2 separate regions of the Homo sapiens genome follow, and region 1 is linked to region 2. The links are chromatin contacts, found by Hi-C or POLR2A ChIA-PET in ENCODE. All regions are on one chromosome and are shown on one strand. The core of a region is the stretch at or near the end of the contact, and the rest is flanking DNA. Distances in the headings are between cores, read along the strand shown.

The links. A loop is a pair of places that touch in the nucleus more often than their neighbours do. ChIA-PET counts read pairs that join two places held with the same protein, here RNA polymerase II (POLR2A). Pooled maps may share reads with other maps.
Region 1: a loop to region 2 is called in a map of CD4-positive, alpha-beta T cell, with 3 times the contacts of the local background. The contact joins the promoter of SRRM1 here to the enhancer-like site in region 2. A Hi-C loop is called at or near these places in 5 of 168 maps with a recorded cell type or tissue (CD4-positive, alpha-beta T cell, CD4-positive, alpha-beta memory T cell, mammary epithelial cell and 1 more) and 12 of 50 pooled maps. POLR2A ChIA-PET finds 5 or more read pairs at or near these places in 11 of 52 experiments (AG04449, CD4-positive, alpha-beta T cell, CD4-positive, alpha-beta memory T cell and 7 more).

What each region holds. Positions count from the first base shown.
Region 1 is chr1:24,641,882-24,645,217 of GRCh38, forward strand. SRRM1 (serine and arginine repetitive matrix 1) reads left to right here and starts at 1,421. Exons shown (of 17, transcript NM_005839.4): 1 at 1,421-1,466. The coding sequence starts at 1,446. RefSeq lists an enhancer at 993-1,092 and silencers at 1,163-1,482, 1,743-1,802.
Region 2 is chr1:24,484,605-24,487,961 of GRCh38, forward strand. No RefSeq gene overlaps it. Among named protein-coding and RNA genes, the nearest start is that of RCAN3AS, 16 kb to the right of the region's middle. Within about 2 kb of position 1,852, at least 3 of the 41 ENCODE cell types and tissues checked have a DNase peak (open chromatin) inside an H3K27ac peak, as active enhancers do; they include CD4-positive, alpha-beta T cell, where a contact is called at or near this core.

The DNA.
Region 1 (3,336 bases), core at 171-2,670, 160 kb after region 2:
TTTCAGGTGGGCTAAGTGCCATGGAAAAAAAGAGAAAAGGGAGGCGAGAGTGTGTGTGGGGGCGGGAACGATGCAAAAGATGGCCGGAGGAGGCCTTTCTGAGAAAGGGACGCCGGCTTTCCCTCCGAGAAAGGGAAGCGAGAAGGGCGAGAAGCGCTTGCGAAAAAGCTGGCAGAGTGGGGCCGGGCGCGGTGGCTCAGGCCTGAAGTCCCTGCACTTTGGGAGGCCAGGAGTTCGAGACCAGCAACAGAGCGAGACCCCCATCTCTGCTTTATTAGATAAAAATAACTTTTTTTTTTGAGACAGTCTCGCTCTGTCACCCAGGCTGGAGTGCAGTGGCGTGATCTCGGCTCACTGCAAGCTCCACCTCCCGGGTTAATGCCATTCTCCTGCCTCAGCCTCCCGAGTAGCTGGGACTACAGACGCCCGCCACCACGCCCAGCTAATTTTTTGTATTTTTAGTAGAGACGGGGTTTCACCGTGTTAGCCAGGATGGTCTCGATCTCCTGACCTCGTGATCCGCCCGCCTCGGCCTCCCAAAGTGCTGGGATTACAGGCGTGAGCCACCGCGCCCGGCCAATAATTTTCAAAATAAGAAAATCTAGCAGTGCGCATCCAACCCAAGGCCCTCGCAGCCAGAGCAGAGGCACCAGGGCGGCCAGGCGAGGCGCTGCGAGGAAGCTGGTGCTTCTCGGAGTCCGAGACCCGGGCTGGGGAGAGCCCGAGGCAGAGCCCGAGGACCACGGCTCTCTGGCGGGCGTCCTGCCCAGCGGCGTGATTACCGGGCCGCCGAAACCGAAACCCATCTACTGGACACTTCCAGCTTCCTCCAAAGGCTGAGCAAGCTGAGCTACAAGGCAGATTTCATGTCTGCTGCCAGGCTCGACCGCTTTACAGACAATCCTCTCTCGTCTGGTAAACGCGTAAAACCTACACAATCACAACTTTCACAACGAGAGGGAAGCCGCAGGCCTCTCGTCGGCGCACGGGCCGCCTCGCCCGCGTCACTCTGAGGTAACAGCCTTTCTCTTCAATCGCTTCATGGAACTCCAGGACGCCAAGCCTCTTCCACTACGGGTCGAAGGATGGGTCACGTCACATTGCGCGAACAAGGATGGTCACGCGCCACAAAAGGACTTGCAGGGCGGGGCGACTCGACGGCCTTCCCTTTTGCTCCCATTGGCTGCGGTCGTCAGGTTCGCCTCCTCCACTACCTACCGGGGAGTTTAGGGCCTGACAGAAGCCCGCCCCCGCTGGCGCTCGTGCGCACGCGTGGCGGGCTCTCGGCGCACTGAGCAGGCGCGGCCTCGTGTCGGCCGGAGGGGGCGGGCGCAACGACGCGCGCTGCGTCCCGGCGCTCGGCTTTCCCTCCGCCGGTCCCGCCCTCCGTCGCGGCGGCGCGGTGTACCCTGGGATAGGGAGCGATCTCCGAGCGAGGCGGCAAGATGGACGCGGGATTTTTCCGCGTAAGTAGAAGCGCCGGGCGCCGGGGTGAGGCCAGGGACTTCTCGGTAAGGCCTGGTAGGAGACCTTAGCTTGGCACAGGGTGGCCAGCGAGGGGAGCTTCGGAGATCTTAAGGATTCCTCCTAGAGCCGGCGCACCCCCCCCCCCCCCGTGCGCTGCGGCGGAGACCGGTGCGCCCCTGCGCAGTCTCCTCCTCCGGAATGGTCCCCCCTACGCGGCGGCGACGGTGGCCGGAAAATGGCGGCGGGAATGGGCCGGGATGGTACCTCGCTGCCCGCCTGCCTGGCGGGGCCTGCAGGCCGAGCGCCGTGCGTGCCGCCGGGTCCTGGGGCCTAGCGGAGCCGGAGGAGGAAGTCCCGAGTGGGAGGCCAAAGGAAAGCCCTAAGGTCACTGGTGGCGGCAGGGCAGGGAGAATATGGTTTGGGGGTACATCTTGGGAGAGCACCTTAGGGGAGGGAGAACAGGAAGAAGCATTCAGCGGCTTTTTTTGAAAAAGCGCCCTCCCCGCCCCCCAACGTCCTCCCTCCAGGTCCTAAGCCTTCGTGGAGGCGCCAGGTCAGGGTTCGCGGGAGCTCCCGCCCAATTTGATATCCCTTCAGGGAGGGGGACGTAGATAACTTGTTGGGACAATGTGAATTTAAGGTTCTGTGAGGGTAGAGGGTGCAACGAAAACTATGCGCGGGTATGGAGGCAGGTTGTGGAGTGATTCAATTCCTTCCCGCCCTCCACATCCCTCACCACCCGCCACCATCGTGTTTTACTCTTGGAGTCCGCTGGTGAAAGGTAACTCTTACCTAGGCTCTGCCAGCGTCGTCTGCCCATCGCCTGCAGGCAGGGAAGTTACTCCGTCGTAGTTGGTTCTCGGGGCCCACACTTTATCAGGCTCGTGCTGGAGCCTGTGTGTCCCATAGTCCCCTCCTGTAGGAAATTAGTACTAGATCAAGATCTAGAAGGGACACAGGACTAGAGTTGAGCACCATTGGTCTCTCAGGGCTTGCAAACTGTTAATGCAGAATGAAGTCGTATAGAAACTAGTTGATCTAAGCCAATATATCCGTTTTCTGAAATACACGTTAGCTCTTCTCTTTAGAGCATGTAATTTGCAGTTTGTGTGTTTTCAAAGGAAAAATTGGAAGGGAGGAGGGCCAGAACTTTAGTAAAAATATCTTTGGACACTCCGAATTGGACATTGAAATCCTTCTTTAATTGGCTTTAAATATGCCAACGAGTTTTTCGTCATGTTAGAATGTTATCCCCCAAGTATTTTACCTAAGAACAACCAGCTGTTCTTAGGCAAACAGTAAGATACTTATTTTGGAATGATAGTTTCAGATTAGCGTATCGAATTTGCAAACTGCTTATGAACTGTCCATTTTGTAATTTCCATCAAAGTGTTTTGTAGTAAATATTCAATATTTTCTGCAGTGCAAGTAGTATTTTGAAACAAGTGAAAGCCTTTTCTGACTTTTGTCAAAATATTTTCTGTGGAAAGGAGTCCAAATAAATAAAAGAGTAAGGTGATTGATGAGCAAATTTTAACATGAAGTTTGCTTGTGGTATTGGTAAAGGTCTGGGAGAGGGGCGAGTTTTTAGTACACAGCCTACAATTGCTTAAATACAAGAGTTAACTGGATTTAAGATCCAAGTTAAAATATTTTAGGGTCATTATCTAGTACCCTGCCAACCAGATGAACTATTTCAGGTAGTATAGAAGTTATATCTTCCATTCAATGAACTTCTTCCACATGCCAGATACTTTACATATGTTATTTCTGGTATGTACACAGCAACCCTGCAGAGTAGGTTTCTATACCTCTATTTTAGCAGGGAAGGAACTATCCTCAGAGAGGCTGGGTAACTTGGTTTACGAT
Region 2 (3,357 bases), core at 602-3,101:
AACTCAGGCAACTCAAGTCTTCACCCTTAACATCAAAAACTATTTCAGGCCAGGCAAGGTGGCTCAGGCCTATAATCCCAGCACTTTGGGGAGGCTGAGGCAGGAGGATCACTTGAGGCCAGGAATTTGAGACCAGCCTGAAAACATAGCGAGACCCTGTTTCTATAAAAAATAAAAAGCTAGCCGGGTGAGGTGGCTCACACCTATAGTCTCAGCTACCTGAGAGGCTGAGGTGGGAGGACAGCTAGAGCCCAGGACTTGGAGGTTAAAGTGAGCTATGATTGCGCCACTACACTCCAGCCTGGGCAACAGAGTGAGACTCTGTCAAAGAAAAAGAAAGGAAAGAAAAACATTTCAAATGGTAGATTTTTTTCAGCTTCAGATTTTCTTTTTTGGCGGGGGCGGTGGGGGTGGGGGCCAAGGTCTCGCTCCATTGCCCAGGTTGGAGTGCAGTGGTGCAATCATAGCTCACTGCAACCTCTAACTCCTGGGCTCAAGCGATCCTCTAGAGTAGACAGGTGGTCAGCACCATGCCAGCTAATTTTTTAATTTTAAACTTTTTTTCTATAGGTGAGGTCTCCCTATGTTGCCCAGGCTGGTCTCAAACTCCTGGCCTCATGCAATCTTCCCATCTTGGCCTCCCAAGGTACTGGGATTGCAGGTGTGAACCATCATGCCCAGTCCAGAATTTTGATTCAGGTCTTCACCAAGTACCCCATTGCATTCTGAGAGGAGGATGTCAATCCAGCCCGTCAGGCCACAGCGACATCAAGGCAAATGCTGGCAGCATTTGAAACCATTCAAGGGGCTACGTGTATTGCAGCAGGACCATTCACCATGATCTCTGGTTTGATGGCATAGGTGGGTTTTCTTTTTTTTTTTTTAATATATTATACTTTTAAGTTATAGGGTACATGTGCACAACGTGCAGGTTTGTTACATAGGTATACATGTGCCATGTTGGTTTGCTGCACCCGTCAACTCGTCATTTACATTAGGTATTTCTCCTAATGCTATCGCTCCCCCAGCCCCCCACCCCTGACAGGCCCCGGTGTGTGATGTTCCCACCCTGTGTCCAAGTGTTCTCATTGTTCAATTCCCAGGCATAGGTGGGTTTTCAGTGTCATCTAGATCTTTTGGGATGCTGCCTGCAGCATAGGTAAAAGGAAGACCACGTGGCCTGTCAAGTCATAACAAGCACAGGGCAGGACTCTGGGAGGCAGCATGGCATCGTGGCAAAGGGTGCCAGGCTCTGGCGTTCACTCTCTGAGATGACTTTGAGAAAGTACATAACCCCTCTGGGCCTCTGTTTCCTCATCTGTAAAACTGGGATAGTAATACTCCCTTCCTTGTAAGTGTTTATAAGAACTGAATATAGAACAATGCCTCGCACATGGTAAGACCTCAATAATATTAGCTGGGTTTTTTTGTTTGTTTTGTTTTGTTTTGTATTTCTTGAGACGGAGTCTCACACTGTTGCCTGGGCTGGAGTGCAATGGCGCGATCATGGCACATGCAACCTCCGCCTCCCGGGTTCAAGCGATTCTTCTTGCCTCAGCCTCCCAAGTAGTTGGGATTACAGCTACTGTAAGCCTGCCACCATGCCCGGCTAATTTTTTTTTTTTTTGTATTTTTAGTAGAGGAGGGGTTTCACCATGTTGGCCAGGCTGGTCTCGAACTCCTGACCTTGTGATCCGCCCGCCTCAGCCTCCCAAAGTGTTGGGATTAAAGGCATAAGCCACCGCACCCGGCCAATAATGTTAGCTGTTGTTACTATTTTTCTTTAAGCCATGAAGCAGTGTAAGTAGAGATGCAGCCACCAGGCAGGAGGCAAAGAGCTTTGTGCCTCCCTTGTAGCTTCCTGCCTTTCATGTGGGTCTTGAGGCTACATTTTGGACACAACAGGGAGGGAGGGGGATTACTATTCCAAAGATATCGATCCACTTCTCAACGAACATTTACAAGTTTAACTGTACCTCCAAATTTGTGGGTATCTTTTTGAAGACCCTCTTGGGGCCTCTGAGATGACAAAACCAGTCTGATTCCTGCTGAAGCCTTCTTAGTTGCCAAGATCAAGTGCAAGTTCTTAAGCTATTTTCTCTCAGCTCCAAACCTATTGGTGGCTTTGGAACAAACCTATTGCTGGAGCTATTTTCTCTCAGCTCCAAACCTATTGCTGGAGCTGGAACTCTCCAAACCATCTCTCTGCTTTACCAGCTGCTCCCTGTGAGGGGCCTGTGAGGGCAACTGAGGCTGGAGGAGGAAGAAAGGACTTGCTCTTTCTTATCTACTTCCTGTTCCTACACACATCACCCCAGGAACACAACTTTACTCTAGCGTAGCAGCAGCTGAATCTAGTTTTGCGATTCTTTCCAATTCTTGCACGACCAGCTTCACAGAACCTCCCCCAACCCAAGACAACAGCTCTCCTTCCTCAGAGGTCTATGTCCCAGGTCCACAGGGCCCCCTCCTCTTACTTTTCTTTTTAAAAAACTGTTTTCTATATATAATTCGCATACTATACAATTTATTCACTTAAAGTGTGCAATCCAGTGGTTTTAGTATATCACAAATATATGCATCACCACAGCTAATTTTAGAATATGTTCATCAATTCAAAAGAATACAGGAAAATAAAATAACGAGTGTTGGAGACGATGTACAGAAGCTGGGAACTCTTCTGCACCACTGGTGGGAATCAAAATGATGCCAAGGCGGGTGGATCACGAGGTCAGGAGTTCGATACCAGCCTGACCGACATGGTAAAACCCCATCTCTACTAAAAATACAAAAATTAGCCGGGCGTGCTGGCATGCACCTGTAATCCCACTTACTCAGGAGGCTGAGGCAGGAGAATCGCTTGAACTCGGGAGGCGGAGGTTGCAGCGCCACTGCACTCCAGCCTGGGTGACAGAGCAGGACTCCATCTCGAAAGAAAGAAAGAAAGAAAAAAAGAGGGCGGGGGAGGGAGGGAAGGAAGGAAGGGGAAAGGAAAGGAAGGAAAGGAAGGAAGAAAGGAAGGGAAGGAAAGGAAAGAAGGAAAGGAAGGAAGAAAGGAAGGGAAGGAAGGGAAGGAAGGGAAAGAAAGGAAAGAAAGGAAGAAAGAAAATGATGCAACCACTGTGGAAAACAGTATGGTGGTTTCTTTAAAAATTAAAAATAGGCCGGGCGCAGTGGCTCACGCTTTTAATCCTAGCACTTTGGGAGGCCAAGGTGGGCAGATCACTTGAGGTCAGGAGTTCAAGACCAGCCTGGCCAACATGTGAAACCCCAGCTCTACTAAAAATACAAAAATTAGCTGGGTGTGGTGGCATATGCCTGTAATCCCAGCTACCCGGGAGGCTGAGGCACAAGAAT